Regions from separate parts of the Homo sapiens genome. Here region 2 is linked to region 1. A link is a loop called in an ENCODE intact Hi-C map of the cell type or tissue named here. Cell type or tissue: endothelial cell of umbilical vein. All regions are shown on one strand. Links, peaks and the distances in the headings refer to the core of each region. The heading gives the core; the rest is flanking DNA.

The links. Peaks named below come from ENCODE experiments on the same cell type or tissue, not always from the same donor. Only the 100,000 strongest peaks of a DNase experiment are listed, where the experiment ranks them.
Region 2: a loop joins it to region 1, with 17 times the contacts of the local background. A loop is called at or near these places in 10 of 110 quality-filtered maps.

What each region holds. Positions count from the first base shown.
Region 1 is chr2:176,092,802-176,101,131 of GRCh38, forward strand. HOXD13 (homeobox D13) reads left to right here. Exons shown (of 2, transcript NM_000523.4): 1 at 1-870; 2 at 1,679-3,143. The coding sequence starts at 90. The coding sequence ends at 1,929. HOXD12 (homeobox D12) reads left to right here and starts at 6,994. Exons shown (of 2, transcript NM_021193.4): 1 at 6,994-7,574; 2 at 7,721-8,330. The coding sequence starts at 7,001. The coding sequence ends at 7,959. RefSeq lists enhancers at 4,141-4,724, 4,725-5,307, 6,849-7,581. In endothelial cell of umbilical vein, for the core only: a CTCF peak has its summit at 4,960 (motif pointing left); DNase peaks (open chromatin) are centred at 3,890 and 4,930; H3K4me3 peaks cover 374 bases; H3K27me3 peaks cover 7,360 bases.
Region 2 is chr2:175,325,353-175,333,682 of GRCh38, forward strand. No RefSeq gene overlaps it. Among named protein-coding and RNA genes, the nearest start is that of ATP5MC3, 150 kb to the left of the region's middle. In endothelial cell of umbilical vein, for the core only: a CTCF peak has its summit at 3,928 (motif pointing left); a DNase peak (open chromatin) is centred at 3,919.

The DNA.
Region 1 (8,330 bases), core at 210-8,209:
GAGAGAAAGGAGAGGAGGGAGGAGGCGCGCCGCGCCATGGTGTCCTGCGCGGGGCCAGGGCCAGGGCCGGGGCCGGGCCAGGCCGGGCCATGAGCCGCGCCGGGAGCTGGGACATGGACGGGCTGCGGGCAGACGGCGGGGGCGCCGGTGGCGCCCCGGCCTCTTCCTCCTCCTCATCGGTGGCGGCGGCGGCGGCGTCAGGCCAGTGCCGCGGCTTTCTCTCCGCGCCTGTGTTCGCCGGGACGCATTCGGGGCGGGCGGCGGCGGCGGCAGCGGCGGCTGCGGCGGCGGCGGCGGCAGCCTCCGGCTTTGCGTACCCCGGGACCTCTGAGCGCACGGGCTCTTCCTCGTCGTCGTCCTCTTCTGCCGTTGTAGCGGCGCGCCCGGAGGCTCCCCCAGCCAAAGAGTGCCCAGCACCCACGCCTGCAGCGGCCGCTGCAGCGCCCCCGAGCGCTCCAGCGCTGGGCTACGGCTACCACTTCGGCAACGGCTACTACAGCTGCCGTATGTCGCACGGCGTGGGCTTACAGCAGAATGCGCTCAAGTCATCGCCGCACGCCTCGCTGGGAGGCTTTCCCGTGGAGAAGTACATGGACGTGTCAGGCCTGGCGAGCAGCAGCGTACCGGCCAACGAGGTGCCAGCGCGAGCCAAGGAGGTATCCTTCTACCAGGGCTATACGAGCCCTTACCAGCACGTGCCCGGCTATATCGACATGGTGTCCACTTTCGGCTCCGGGGAGCCTCGGCACGAGGCCTACATCTCCATGGAGGGGTACCAGTCCTGGACGCTGGCTAACGGGTGGAACAGCCAGGTGTACTGCACCAAGGACCAGCCACAGGGGTCCCACTTTTGGAAATCTTCCTTTCCAGGTAGGGGCGATGGAGAAAAGGGACCGACACGAGGGAGGGGGAGAGAGAAGGAGAAAAGAAAGGACTAAGAGTATGCGCCCCTACTTGGGAGTGGGAGTTGTGCCTGTGCTCCACACGTGACCAGGGTTAACCCAGTGGAAATTTGTCCAGTTCGTGTGAAATCTGTAAATTCCTCCTCTGATTTCAACTGCCTCCGTCACTGCCCTTTCTTTCCTGTGTGCAGCGCAGACACGTTTTTCTCCTAAAGTTGAGAGTCTCTGCGTGCCCTTTCCTTGGGCCTCTCCCTTTTCTCCTAAAGAGAACTTTTTCCTAAGAAACCTGACAGAGTTGGGTCCCCCCATTTTCAAAGACATCACTGCCCCAAGATGACTACTAAAGCTTGTTAGATCAAGCTCACGAACTCCTAACATAGGAACGCGGGAAATCAAAATTTGAGCAAAAGACCTGAGTTGGTATGTGTCTATGTATGTAAGTTTGTTTTTATACAACCGACATTTGCAGAAACTGTCCTCATGAACGTGCCCAATAACCACACCATAAAATTGCAAGCTTGTTAAGATGCCGGTTTGAGAAACTATGATAATCAATCAAATTAACCATTGTTGTTAAGTGCAAATAATCCTTCTTTAATAACAGGTAAGTGTTATGTCTATGTACATAATAAAGACCAAACAGCATGGCATTTTTTAAAAATTTCCTGCACCCCTGCAAACGCACACACACACACACACACACACACACACACAATCCTCAGCTAGGTGCTCCGAATATCCCAGCCTAATTTTTCTTGTGCTTTTGTTTGTATCAGGGGATGTGGCTCTAAATCAGCCGGACATGTGCGTCTACCGAAGAGGGAGGAAGAAGAGAGTGCCTTACACCAAACTGCAGCTTAAAGAACTGGAGAACGAGTATGCCATTAACAAATTCATTAACAAGGACAAGCGGCGGCGTATCTCGGCTGCTACGAACCTATCTGAGAGACAAGTGACCATTTGGTTTCAGAACCGAAGAGTGAAGGACAAGAAAATTGTCTCCAAGCTCAAAGATACTGTCTCCTGATGTGGTCCAGGTTGGCCACAGACAGCTTAGAAGCCATTCGGTTGTCTCCAAAAGGCCTTTGGAAAGACTTGAATATGTATTTAATTCCCCCCACCCCCTGCCAATGGTGGCAAATTTTGTGAATTGTTTTTCTCTCTTCCCCTTATCTGGCTCTAAAACCTTCTGCTGCCCAACCTGACTTTGTAGTTCTGATTTTTACTTGTTTATTATTGGTTTTGTTCTTGCCTAGGGTTTTTAAAATATCTGTTTTTAATGTTTTGTTTCTCCCTCCAGGCCAGTATAAAGGGACTTGAAGTATTTTTTAATAATCCGCCCCCCAATGAACTTCAGAAGTGCCATTCTGATTTAAGGGTTTTTTTAAAAAATTACTTTATTTGTTCATTCCCAGCACTGATTATCTTCATAATCCATTAGGACAGAATGGTTTTCAGTCGTTCATATCCTGTAATTAGGTAATTGAATCATTAGCTCTCAGCAGTTGCCCTGAGGCAAGTGGAAAGGCAGGCAGTGCTCTGGGGTCACCGAGAAAGTCTAAAAACAGGAGGCTGAAGGTACTGTGATGGCTTTAAAAATGGCCACCTTATTAAATAGGGATTGTATCAATATTGAAATGAAGACAATCTTTCCAACTTTGGGTGTTTCACTTGCTGTTTTAATTGTTTGTTTTTAACACTTTGTAGGTTTGTGTTTTCATAATCTTTAATTTGAAACTCATGTGTCCTCATGGATCGTGGATGCCTTCATTTCTTGAGCTCTCAATGCAGACATTTAAATGGCTGCAATCAGTAGAGTGACCCGCGGATGGCATAAATGCACCTCCTTTTCTTGGCCTTGGATCTATGGGTCTGGGATTGTGGTCATCTCCTCAATCCTCAAAAAGAGGCTGAATCAATGTGGCCGTGGGTGGGAACTTACATACAGAACCCAATGAAGAACTTGACTGTCTAAACAAGGGGGCCTCGCATGGAGCTGTAAAGCATCTAACAAATATGAAAAATGTGAAGTTCCAAGGTCCAAGAAGAAAAATAATGATGTTTCTGAAAGTGATGATAAATAATTACTTTTAAAGTGCTGCATATTTATACAATTGAGAGATTATTTTTGTAAATGCAATGTCTGTGAGCTGGGATACATGGGCAGTGCTTCAGACATTTAAAAATCACTTTTTACTCCTAGGGAGATGCCAATAAACAGAACTCTTTTGTTTCTTCTGAGTCCTTATACATTTGTTTTATTTTTTCAAGTTTGTGTTTCTTCTTGAAACGATTCTTATTTATTACAAAATCTTGGTATCTTGAACACAATTATGTTCTCTATAGATGAAGGAAACTCAACACTAATTCTGGTTTCTGGAACCTTCATGCTCTCCACTTTTGCCCCCCTCCCTCCCTTTTGCCCATGACTTTAACATAAGTAGTGATGTTTTAAAATGAGGATATCATTTACAGTGTTTAAAATGATATTTTATACCAGGCCAGCTCAAAAGACAATAAAATTTTACTTTTCTTTCACTATTGTCAATTTATTTATATAGTTCTATTTATTTTTTAATCCATATGTATTTGTATGCCTGTGCATAGAAAAACTTACTCACTTGAAAATTTTCAACCTGGAAAGACCATTATAAACATCTGGACTAGGAAGGTCTTGAAATTAGAAAGACATACCCATATTTGGCAATCGAAAAAGAAACATTTCAAGCTTATCCCATATCGCCTTCTCCGGGCAGTCTGCACAGAGCAGTTGACAACTGAAAACATAAAACCTAAACTTTCAGACGCAATTTTTAGGCACTAGAATTTTCTGTTTGAGGCCTTTTTGCCACTCAGGGAAATGGCCGATGAGGAACTGGATGACTCCTCATGGTTAGCTCCCCACACAATCAACTCAGTGGTTGCTAAAGTTTTAGTGTGTAAGTTAGTTACATAGTGATATTTAAAACCTCACTTAGTGTGAAAACTCTCCTGGTGGGAGGGCTCCCTCATGACTTTGAGAGAGAAAACGCAGAGACCTAAGACTTGGAGCTACTTTCGTTTTCCCTGTCCCAGCTTGATTTCTTTCATATCTTACTGGCGACCGTGGACAGCTAACTTCGATTTTGAGGGGGAGGGACAGAGACAGAGAAACAGAGAGAGATATGATCGCGATTCAATCTTTGCAGAAGAAATAACCCGTGCACAAGGGGCCACACCATCCCCCACCTTACACTTCGGGAAGGGTCGTTACCGTTTTTGTGGTTTTTCTCAAAAGATGTGTTTTCATCAGAAACGGGCACATTTTTCCTTTCTCCTAATCGCCAACTTCCCCTCCATTTTTTGTGAGTCCCACACTCCGGAGCTTCACTCCATTTCCCCTGTCTATTTCTCGGGTTTCCCATCGTGGGTAGGGGAGATTGCCTCGAGGCTTTCCTTTCATCTCTAGTTTGCATGTCACTTCCCCCCCTCCCCCCGCCTTGGAGAAATGGTAGGTTTGCTGAAGATTAAAACTGTGCTCAAACGCTCTCTGGAGGAATTTGGATTGAGGGCTAAATCAATAACAGAAGAAGGCTTTGTTATTCATATGCATTCCCTTTATATTCCAAATTGCAGAGGGAGGAGAGGAACTGGTAAGTGGCCCAGGCACTGGGAGGGAGGCCCTCGGGGAACCCGGAAGGCTAAGGGGGCTTGGAGAGAGGCCTTTCCTTCGGTTGGAGACAGGCGGCAGGAGAGCTCCTCAGAAACCCGGCAGGTTTTTAGCGCCGCGGGTGGGGGAACGAGGTCCCCGTGTCGCGTGATTCAAGAGGCGAAGGAAGCATTGGAGCCGGGACTCACGGTCAGACAAAGGGGCGACTGCAGTGCTTCCCCGCCTCTGGCAGCCCCCTGGGTCCCTCTGGCTCCGCTGTCAGGGGCGGCCTTGCCGCCAAGATCTCCGGCTTTCGGAGGCGCTAGGCTGCGTCTGAAAGCGGGCTGGCGACCCCAGGGAGGCCGCACCGCCCTTCACTGTTGATCTTGACCGTGCGGCTGCGCCCCGATAGGCATGGAGCGCGCTCGCCATCTCCTGGGCATTGGGCGGCATTGGCAGAGCTCTCTATTCGCTCCTCAGCCAAATCCTGTTCCATTCTCTTAATCACCAGCCAAGCCACTCTCCCGCCACTACTTTCCACCCCGATCCTCCCTCGATCAGGTTCCCCAGCTCGCATAAGACTTTGCCTGCCAGACCTCGAAAGTCATAAACCCGGGGGATGAAGTGGGAAGACTGTCCAAGGAGCAATGGAGGGAACCTAGTTGTTCTTGTTTTTCCTGTTTTTCACTGAGTTCTTTTATGCCTTTAGTCCTGAGGCGCAAACAGCTGTTGTAGGGCTGCCTAAAGGTCCGAAAGAGACACCCCTCGGCTTGGAAATAACGAGGAATCGTCGTGCACTGAAACGTGAGGAGAGACTGCAGGGACCCCTGGAGCTGGAGCTTTCGGGAGTAACGAAGCTGCAGCTCCTCGAAAATAGGATGGGTTCCCCAAAATAAGAGCTCTTAGGGATCTGAGGCTTGTATTCCCTTGAGTATCTAGGAACTGGGATTGCAGTTTGTGCTTGCCCCCACCTCCCAAGAGAGGACGAGAGCGAGTGAGTCTCTATGCCTGGGCTCCTAAGGAAACTCTCTGGCAGAGCCAGAGGAGCCCCAGACATCCCCACCCCCCCGTCCTCACTCCCTCTCTCCCCCCCACCAGAGCAGGAGGAAGAGGCCGATTGCGTTCCCCAGAGCCACCCAATTGGTCGCCATAACTCACACAATAAAGTGGCAGCGCGGCGGTCAGTCTTGCCCTCCGGCGGCGCCTGTGTGGTCTCAGTGCAGGAGCCCGCGATCTAACCAATTCCAGCTTGGCTCGGAGACCGAGGGTCCTGCTGCAGGCTGAGACTGGCGCCGGTCACCGGGTCTCCCAGGGTCTTGGGATCAGAGGCAGGAGGGGAGGACCCCTAGTCCTCTGGCCGGACTAGGCAAGAGGGCCAGCGACGGGGTCTGAGCACACCGCTCCCGGCTAAGAACTGCTGCCTTTCCCACTTCCCTGTTTGTCAGACCCGTGAACTCCCTATCCCCGGCACCCCTGGGGGCGCTGAGGCAAGGAACTCTGCTAGCCAGCTGCCTCCGAACGCCCGCTGTTCCCCGGCCAGGTGGTTCTGGCTCTTCTGCCTTTCCACACCCAGTCGGGGGAGTTCGTCCTGCTTTGCCCTCCACTTGGTGGATGGGGACACCTCGGAGTTCTGGTTTGCAGTGTGTAGTCCTGGAGAGGACTCCTGAAGATAAAAGGAATGTAGCCTTTGGCCACGATTGGTGGATCGAGCTGATGGGTTCCCTGGCGGACATTCTCCATGGACCTGTATGGCAATTTCCCTATGATCAGAGTTCTTAGCCATGGGGACACAAACCAGAAATAGTGTGGCCTCCTTCCTGGATCCCAAAATTGGGTAGTTTGTGATGCCCTTTTTGTGTCTGCGGCCTGGGACTGAGGGCTCAAGTAGCGAATGGGTCTTTGCTGCCAGATCCTCAGGCAGAGGTCTCTGGAGAAACCCTCTCTGTGGGAGTGATTGGGGTAAAAGTGACATTGCTCAGGCCAAGGGACAGAGCTCCTGGTGCCGCCGGACCGCGCCCTCTCCGGATAAGTCGAGAGGCGCCGGTTAATGGAAAATGCCTCCGCTGCAACTTAAAGCCGGTAGAAGCAAGCCGGGCCCAGAAAGCCTGCGGAAAACGAATCGCAAAGCCAATCACGACCAAGAAGAGTCCCAGGGGACACTTGGGCAGAGTCACCCTCTTGCCCGATGTCCCCAGCTGCTGAAGCCGGGCCTGGAAACCCGCAGACAGTTAGTCTTCGCTCAACCTGATTTGGCTCTGCTGGCAGCCTCGTCCTTCGCCATCGAACATTGCGGGTGTTATCATAATACTCTGAAGGGGGGGAAAACGGGTCGGGGGGATGTAGGCGGTGCTGAAATGACCGGCTTTGAAGAACCTGCAGGCAAAGTTTCGTCCAATCGTCTGAGCCTGTCCTCTTATTCCCGGTTGTAACTAAATACTGTTGCGAGCGCAGCCGAAGCCCTTTGTTGGAGATGTGTGAGCGCAGTCTCTACAGAGCGGGCTATGTGGGCTCGCTTCTGAATCTGCAGTCGCCAGACTCTTTCTACTTCTCCAACCTGAGGCCGAATGGCGGCCAGTTGGCCGCGCTTCCCCCTATCTCCTACCCGCGCGGCGCGCTGCCCTGGGCCGCCACGCCCGCCTCCTGCGCCCCCGCGCAGCCTGCGGGCGCCACTGCCTTCGGCGGCTTCTCGCAGCCCTACCTGGCTGGCTCCGGGCCTCTCGGCCTGCAGCCCCCAACAGCCAAAGACGGACCCGAAGAGCAGGCTAAGTTCTATGCGCCCGAAGCGGCCGCTGGGCCAGAGGAGCGCGGTCGTACCCGGCCGTCCTTCGCCCCCGAGTCTAGCCTGGCTCCTGCAGTGGCTGCTCTCAAAGCGGCCAAGTATGACTACGCTGGTGTGGGTCGTGCCACGCCGGGCTCCACGACCCTGCTCCAGGGGGCTCCCTGCGCCCCTGGCTTCAAGGACGACACCAAGGGCCCGCTCAACTTGAACATGACAGTGCAGGCGGCGGGCGTTGCCTCTTGCCTGCGACCTTCACTGCCCGACGGTAAACGGTGCCCATGCTCCCCGGGCCGGTTTGGGCCGGGATGGGAGGTGGGGTTCAAGGGAGAGTGTAAGGGGAGGTGAACCGCCTGGGGGCGGGCAATAGACAGAGTACGGGCTGGGTTGACGTGGGTTGGGGCTGTGTTGCAGGCCTGCCGTGGGGGGCGGCCCCGGGGAGGGCCCGCAAGAAGCGGAAACCCTACACGAAGCAGCAGATTGCGGAGTTGGAGAACGAATTCCTCGTCAACGAATTCATCAACAGGCAGAAACGCAAGGAATTGTCCAATAGGCTGAACCTCAGCGACCAGCAAGTCAAAATCTGGTTCCAGAACAGGCGTATGAAGAAGAAGCGCGTGGTGCTTCGGGAGCAGGCGCTGGCGCTCTACTAGCCGCGCGCGTGGCCAGGGCCGGGTTGGATCTGCCCTTTTGGACAGAGGCCTTGTTTGGGGAGGGGGATCTGGGGCTAAGGCTAAGGCTTTTCCTTCGGTTCCTTCTCTGCTGGCCCCAGAAGCCACCAAGAGATTTACAGACCAGGCCAGTTGGGCCTCCTTGCTTTCCTCAGTCCCTGAGAAGCCCGTGAGAAACGTGCGGAAGTACCAGTGCAACTCTGGCTGGCCTTAAGGCTTCCACGTTGGGGGACTGAGGCCAACTCTCCTTGCTCCTGGCTGGGGCATTTGCACCCACCGCTCATTCTTGCTCCCCGGTACCTGGATTTTTCTGTTTCCACCCAATTCGTTCTCCCTTTCCCCCTCTCTCCAGC
Region 2 (8,330 bases), core at 289-8,288, 770 kb before region 1:
TTGTTATCAGAGCAGGAGTGCTAGGTGTGCTGTGTGGCGGTATCACAACCTCTACTCAGTTCTACTACAAACTGTCTCAAGAACTAGATTTATACAATCATGTACCTAAGCCCCGCAACAAAAGAGTACCCATTCTTCCTTTTGTTATCAGAGCAGGAGTGCTAGGTGTGCTGTGTGGTGGTATCACAACCTCTACTCAGTTCTACTACAAACTGTCTCAAGAACTAAATGGTGACATGGAATGGGTCGCCGACTCCCTGGTCACCTTGCAAGATTAACTTAACTCCCTAGCAGCAGTAGTCCTTCAAAATCGAAGAGCTTTAGACTTGCTAACCACGGAAAGAGGGGGAACCTGTTTATTTTTAGGGGAAGAATTCTGTTGTTATGTTAATCAATCTGGAATTGTTACCGAGAAATTTAAAGAAATTCAAGATCGAATGCAATGTAGAGCAGAGGAGCTTCAAAACACTGGACCCTGGGGCCTCCTCAGCCAATGGATGCCCTGAATTCTCCCCTTCTTAGGACCTCTAGCAGCTATAATATTGTTACTCCTCTTTGGACCCTGTATCTTTTATTTCCTTGTTAAGTTTGTCTCTTCCAGAATTGAAGCTGTAAAGCTGCAAATCGTTCTTAAATTGGAGCCCCAGATGCAGTCCATGACTAAAATCTACCAAGGACCCTTGGACTGGCCTGCTAGCCCATGCTCCGTGTTAATGACATTGAAGGCACCCCTCCCAAGGAAATCTCAACTGCACAACCCCTATTATGCCCCAATTCAGCAGGAAGCAGTTAGAGCGGTCGTCGACCAACCTCCCCAACAGCACTTGGGTTTTCCTGTTGAGAGGGGTTACTGAGAGACAGGACTAGCTGGATTTCCTAGACTGACTAAGAATCCCTAAGCCTAGCTGGGAAGGTGACCACATCCACCTTTAAACATGGGGCTTGCAACTTAGCTCACACCCAACCAATCAGGTAATAAAGAGACCTCACTAAAATGCTAACTAGGCAAAAACAGGAAGTAAAGAAATAGCCAATCATCTATTGCCTGAGAGCACAGCAGGAAGGACAGTGATCAGGATATAAACCCAGGCATTCGAGCCAGCAACGGCTACCCTCTTTGGGTCCCCTCCCTTTGTATGGGAGCTCTGTTTTCACTCTATTAAATCCTGCAACTGCAAAAAAACAAAAAGCAAAAAACAAATGTTTATTTAAATAATAGCTAATACTTAAGCAGCATTTGCATATGCCAGGAAATTTATGTATATGAACTCCTTCAACTCTTACAATAATATCTATTTTGCTGATGGGGAAACCAAGTCACAGATAGGTTGAAAAACTGGACTAAGACTGCAGAGTGAGGATTTGAAATTGGGGCTACAGTCTGTGTTCTTAACCACTGCATTTTAGTGCCCCTTGCTTAAAGCATTATTTACTGCCTCTTTCAAGCTTTTATACAAATAAGAAACATAAAGCTGCACATTTCAACTCGAGTGACCATTTCCACTTGGTTCCGTTATCTTCTAACCATTTTAATAAACAAACTCATCAAACAGAAAAATTAAGTTTAAAAAAGTTGTCATATCCTGTTTAATGGCAAAATACAATTTTAGCAATGCTCTTTTGATATAAACATAAAAATATTGAAAGCATAAATAAACTGTCAGGCCAGCCAAATAGTAATTATTTTGACATTAAACAAGATATTCATCTGTTTTCCTGAGTAAATAATCTCTGACAGCATCTAAAAGACAATGAGATCACGCAGCATTCAGGCACTAATGTACTCACTACATGGGGATAAAAGAAGCAAATGTTGGTGGATCAAAGGGGGCTCAGAGCAATGAGTAATGTAACACTCATCTCAAATTAAACAGCCATCTCCATGATGTGATGCAGAGTTTTATCTACCCCACTTTCTTTAGCAGCTGGAAGAAGAGAAGCAGTATTCCTGGGAGAAAGAGAATTAGGGAGGAGGGTATTCATGGCCTGGACAGGATGGAGAAGGGGAAATCAGCAAAAGAATAGAGGAGGCCACCTTGTGTTCTGGTTCCTAGTCTCCTCCATGAAATGGATGAGTATCCATCCATTGCGCCCCATTCTAGTTTGACGGCACCCAGAGTCCTTTATCTTAACCCATGGATGTCTGCCTTTTGGAGCAGTCATGTTTAAAATGTTCTACTGTGAAGGGTCCCGCTCTAAGGGGAACCCAGAAAACTTCATCTCACTTGACAGTCTCTATCATCTGATTAGTAAAAGCCCATGTCTTCACTGGGTGCCACAAGGCAGAAATATAAGTGCCTGAAACTTATTTATTTATTTATTTATTTATGAGACAGTCTTGCTGTGTTGCCCAGGCTGGAGCGCAGTGGTGCCATCTCAGCTCACTGTAACCTATACCTCCTGGGCTCAAACAATCCTCCCACTTCAGCCTCCAAAGTGGCTGGGACTACAAGCGTGTGCCACCACACCCAGCTGATTTTTGTATTTTTGGTAGAGACGGGGTTTCGCCATGTTGTTCAGGCTGGTCTCGAACTCCTGGGCTCAAGTGATCCTCCCACCTCAACCTCCCAAACTGCTGGGATTACAGGTATGAGTCCTATGCCCGTCCCCTTGAACATTTATATTTAATCATGATAATCATCAATAAGCACTTTGAAAGCTATTGTTCCTTTATGCGTGATTTCCTCATCTATAAGATGGGGTAATAGTGCTGACCACATGAGTTTGTTCTGAAGATTTAAGCATAAAATACTGAAAACAGTGTCTGGCACACAGTAGGTACTCAACATTATTTTTGTATCGTAATTCTTTTATATTACGCCCCTAAAAATCCCATGGAGTAGTGGGAGGGCAGATTGTTACCTCCATTTTTCAGGCAAGGAAACTGAGGCTTAGTGAAGTCTTTTCCCCACAAGCTTTGGCAGTTCTGGAAGTAAAAGCTTCCAATTTTTATTTCAGTCTCTTCATTGGCCCAGAACCTAAATTAATTTTTTTCCTTAATTCTTCAAAGTCCTTTGGGAATTCCTAGTAGGGTCTTCTAGGATCACTTTTCTAACCCAAAGATTCCCTTACCCTGAGCGTGGACCTTCCGGTAGTAAAATCCAGCTTCCTCAGTTTGCTGTGAATTTGTGAAGAATCAATGGACAGTTGGGACAGATGAGACACAATGGGGCTTTCTGCGGGTTTATAAACATTCCTTACTCGAACTTGGGAAAGTGAACTAAGCTAAGGCAGAATAATCCTTTGGTTTTTGTCAAGTTGCCTTGGAGAAACAGGAAGTAGGATAATAGTTCATAGGAAAAGCAGAGTGTACTGGGTGTGATGCTGCGCTGGGGTTTGTGTTAGCTGCTATGGGGTTAGTTAGCTGCTAAATGCTAACTGATGCCAGCATTAATGCATTACACTCACATGGCGCTTTCCATTTACAAGCCATGTTCATGTGTATTAGCTTACTTAATCCTCATGAAAACCCTGTGAAACTGATGAGTCTAAAGATCAGGAGACAAGCTCCGAGAGATTAAGTGACAAGCCCAGGATTGTACAGGAGCAAGTGACGGAGTGGGGTCAAGCCACCTCTTACACCTGCAGTCAAAGGGGCTGCGTCCCAGAGCTGTAGGAGAGGGGCCAGAGGGAGGAGACATGTTGGAGGTCCTGGGTGATGTGAAAAGAGCTTTTTCCAGCAGCTAGGAAGCCAGGGTGCCCAGTGTTGGGGTCAGCAGAGAGCAGGAGGCCTGCTGCCCTGAATGGGACCTGCTTTGTACTCAGGGGGTGCTGAGATTGCCCTGTGCTCAGTGTGTACCAGGGCTAGACTCATGCATCAGACTATTGGGCCTGGCTACACTTTGTTTTTCCTTAAGGAAGGAGGGAGGGGAAACCCAACTGTGGTTAGATTGAAAAGATCACGACGGGGCAAAATCACTCCCTCTGGTGGTTACTTCTAGTAGTGGTGGGAGCAGCAAAACCAGCCCCCAAGAATAGTTTATGAAGGATAATGTAATCTGTGGGAGGAAGATCTAAACATGCAGTGTTGTTCCAATGCTGTTTTTACCCAGTATGGAAGTCGTTACAGCTGTCATCTCTGTAAATGAACTTCTCTCTCTCTCTCTCTCTTTCTGTCACACACACACACACACACACATACACACACACACACACACACACACACACACACACACACACACACACACACAATTATTTATTTAGCTCTTCTTTTCTCCAAGCCAGGGACTTTACAGTCACTATTTCATTTAAGTTTCTTATTGTGCATTATTAAGCCCAGGTAACAGGTGAGAAAACTGAGATTCAGAGACATTAAGTAAGTTTACCAAAGTCACAACTTATTAGTGATGGTACCTGGACTCAGACTCAAGTATGACTTCAAATCCCAAGCTGTTACCCACTATGCTTTGCTGGCCATCATGGGATGCTTCACTGTTAATATTTGCTAGCATTAATGCTGACCCTGACATGACATTGTCTAGAACAGTGGTTATGCATCAGGGTCATAAAGATACTTCAAAAATCAGATTCCTAGTCACCTACCTCAGAAACATCAAATCGAAATCTCTGAGTGTGAGGCCCATGAATCTCTATTTTCAAAAATTCTTCCCAGGCAATTCTGACGAAGACAGCTCAGTTCAGGTCTGTGAACTGGCGTCTGTAAACTGCTGCTCTAGTGCTTTTACATTTTCTAGCCCTGTCTTGTCTGTAACTTTGCTTCTGAAAAACAACACACATAAGAGGCAGGCACAGGAAGTATGCTGGCTCAGCACCATGGTTCAGCTTTGCCATCCAGGACAGAGAGAGGAAAAACTAGTTGGGGACTTTCTGTGGACAAGTTCTTATCCAACGTGTGTATACTGAATTCAGATGACTGTGAGGAGACAGTGTCAATTCAAAATTGAGAAAGATGAGAGAAAGGCTGGAGGCCCAGGCCATAAAGAGGCTGCTTTTCCAAGGAAATATAGTGCAGAGAGAAGATAGCTTAAACTGAGCCAGTTTAACACAATGAGAAGGTCAAGATTATGCGTATTAGGTTGGTGCAAAAGTAATTGCGGTTTTTGCCATTAAAAGTAATAGCAAAAACTGCAATTGCTTTTGCACCAACCTAAATATGTCACCAGCTGCTGTAATAATTAGAACCCAAAATATAACAATGGCCCAAACATAATAGAAGTTGATTTCTCATCCAGGCAACAAACCAAGAGACATGTTTCAGGTTGGTAGGTGGCTGTCTTCCAGAAGGTGGTTCAAAGACCAAACCTCCTTCCATTTTGTGGCTCAGGGATCCGCTAGGGCCTCACTGCCTCCAGCCAGTGGAGGAGATTGAGAGCATGCAGGGGACATACTTTACTTCTTAAAGGCCTTAGCCTTCTAGTCACAGCCTAGGAGATCTCAACTACCCGCCCATCCCTAATAGAAGGAGAACTAGGAAATACAGTGTATTTGTGTGCCAATAAAGAAAGAGAAGCAGAATATGTTGTGAGCACTATGTTCAGCTGGTCTTTGCAATATCAAGTGAGAATCCCCCTCAAAGCCTGCGATGGCAGTCCTCTTAATGGCAGGTGAAATAAAACAGAATGATCCTGGACAAGGCAGATCAGTGCTTTACATTTAAGTTTAGCCCAAGCTAATTGAGTAATATGAGACTGGATGTTTGTTACATCTGAAGGAAATTCTGCTTTAACTCCAGTGGCATAGGAAGGCACAGAAAAGAAAGCAAGAAATGACTAGTACAAGGCTTTGCCAACCAAACAAGGTAGAGGACTTTTTCATAAAAGTCATTGTTCTTATCTTTCCTCTAATTTTGCCTGAATCAGTGGCAATGTTGTCAGGGATAAACACCTGTCCAGGGCCCACACACAACACTTGGAGCAAATGCTGCCACTCACAAAATATGGGGTATTACAGTGCTCTCAGTAGGCCCTTGGTGGAAACTAGTGTCTTTCTTCTATCCTGCGAGGGAAAGGCAGATTTTTTTTTTATCTCTCCCGTATATCCCCAGAAAATAAAAACCCTTTAACCTCTTGATCTGCAAAGTCATGACACAACCTCCCTGTTTTCTCCTCAATGTCCAAAACCCAGTGATTTAGTGTATGGCCTATTCTGAGAAGTGAAAACTGTCAAATTCCATTATTGGATTTCTTTTTCATCCAAATACCAGGATCATATTCTTCCTTCTTGAGCAGAATAAATAATGAAATCTATATTTAGGAATACCTCGTGTCACACAGATATATGTTAAAAAGATCCGGCCAGGTGTGGTGGCTCATGCCTGTAATCCCAACACTTTGGGAGGCAGAGGAGGGTGGATCATGAGGTCAGGAGTTCAAGACCAGCCTGGCCAACTTAGTGAAACCCCATCTCTACTAAAAATACCAAAAAAAAAAAAAAAAATTAGCTGGGCATGGTGGTGTGCACCTGTAATCCCAGCTACCCAGGAGGCTGAGTCAGGAGAATTGCTTGAACCCAGGAGGCGGAGGTTGCAGTGAGCTGAGATTGCGCCATTGCACTCCAGCCCAGGCGACAGTGCGAGACTCTGTCAAAAAAAAAAACAACAACAACAACAACAACAACAACAAAAAAACAGTTTTGGTTGATGACATCGAACATGAGGCAATAGTATAAAGAGGCTTCTAAATCGAGCTGCATTAATAGATAGGGCCCAGATCACGATAGGTAGTTATTTCACGGTTCTCTCCATAGGAGGGTCTTGGTCAGTTTTGAGTAAACATTTTAAAAAGATCATTCTAAAACTGCAGGGTTTCCTGAAAAGAATGAATGATGATGGGAAGGATTTGAGCATCAAGTCCCATGGAAAATTGCAGACGGAAACTAAGATTTGTATCACGGGGAAGAAAAGATCAAGATGAGTCTGATAACTGAAGGCCCAGGAAGTAAGGAGTGCTTAGTGTTACTTTGAATACCTCTGGGGACAAACCAGACCAATGATAAAAGTTTTGGAGCATTAGATTTAAGCCCATATATAAAGAAGAATATTCTAATGATTTACAGTTTTCTAAAAATGAAATGGGCTCTTTAGGGACATAGAAGAGCTTTTTGTTAAGAATTGTATAAAGGGGTCCTTGATCTGGATGGGGGGTTGTCCAAGATAATACCTTTTGGTTCTGACATTTTCTGAAAGGGTATTGGATTTTGGGAAAAAAGCAAGCGCTGTGCAGGAGCAAAATAAGCACTCCCAGGAGATGCAGAATGATTAAAGACACCAAATAATGCAAACAACAGGCACAAAAACAATGTATCTTCATTGTTTGCAGGCCATCAATGTTAAATTTAACTGTTTTAGCTCCTGCTCTTCTATTATCTGACATGCCCCTCCTTCAATTAATGCATGTTTAAATCCCATTCAACCTCTCTCCTAAGACTTCCCTAATTCCCAGGATGCAGGGCTTATTTTCTTCCTTTGAATTCCTATGGCAAATTGTGTGTATCTGCTTTTAAAAAATATTAGAAGCCTTCCAGTAATAAGAATTAATACACGTTTATTATAGGACAATATAGACTTGCAGCCAGATTGAATTCAAATCCTGGCTACACAACCTAATAGCTGTGTGATGGGAAATTTACTCTAAGTCTGTTCTTCACTTGTCTACAAAGCAGGGATAACAACATACCTAACTCATAGGGTTTTTGAGAAATTAAGTAAGTTAAATGTATACAGTGCTTAAAATAGTGTCTCATTAGGTGTTGCTATTGTAAAAATAGCAATCATCAAAAAATATAGAAAAGTAGAAAGAAGTCATCCATAACTTTGCCACCCAAAGACAACCACACTGTTTTTCCTATTTTTTTAAAGATAGCAGTGACCATATTGCACATATAATTTCGTTTTCCAGTTTTTTACTTAATATTACAACATACAAATTTGTATAGCATATAAAATTCCTCATAAACCAAATATAAATGGCTACACGATGATTTACCATGTGTAGTGCTATGACTTACTAGTAATTATACTCATTTATTACATAATTATTTATTACATTATTTTCCAAATTGAGGTTGTTTTCAATCTTGACTATTAAAAGTGATGCTATAATGAAAGCCTTTCCTTTAATATCTTTTATTCTCCACCCCACCCTCCACACATTCGCTTTCTTCATCATTGATGTGAGCTTCTTGAGGCCAGGGACCAAAGTAAGGCCTTAGTCTTACTTGGTGTCCTTACACATATAGTGTCCTATACACATAATGATATATCCTGATCAATATGTCATGTGTCAAAAATCATTAAGCAAAGTTAAAAATCAATTAGTTAAAATATAATTTTTTTGGTTTCAACGACAGTTTATTTTCTCACAGTTCTGGAG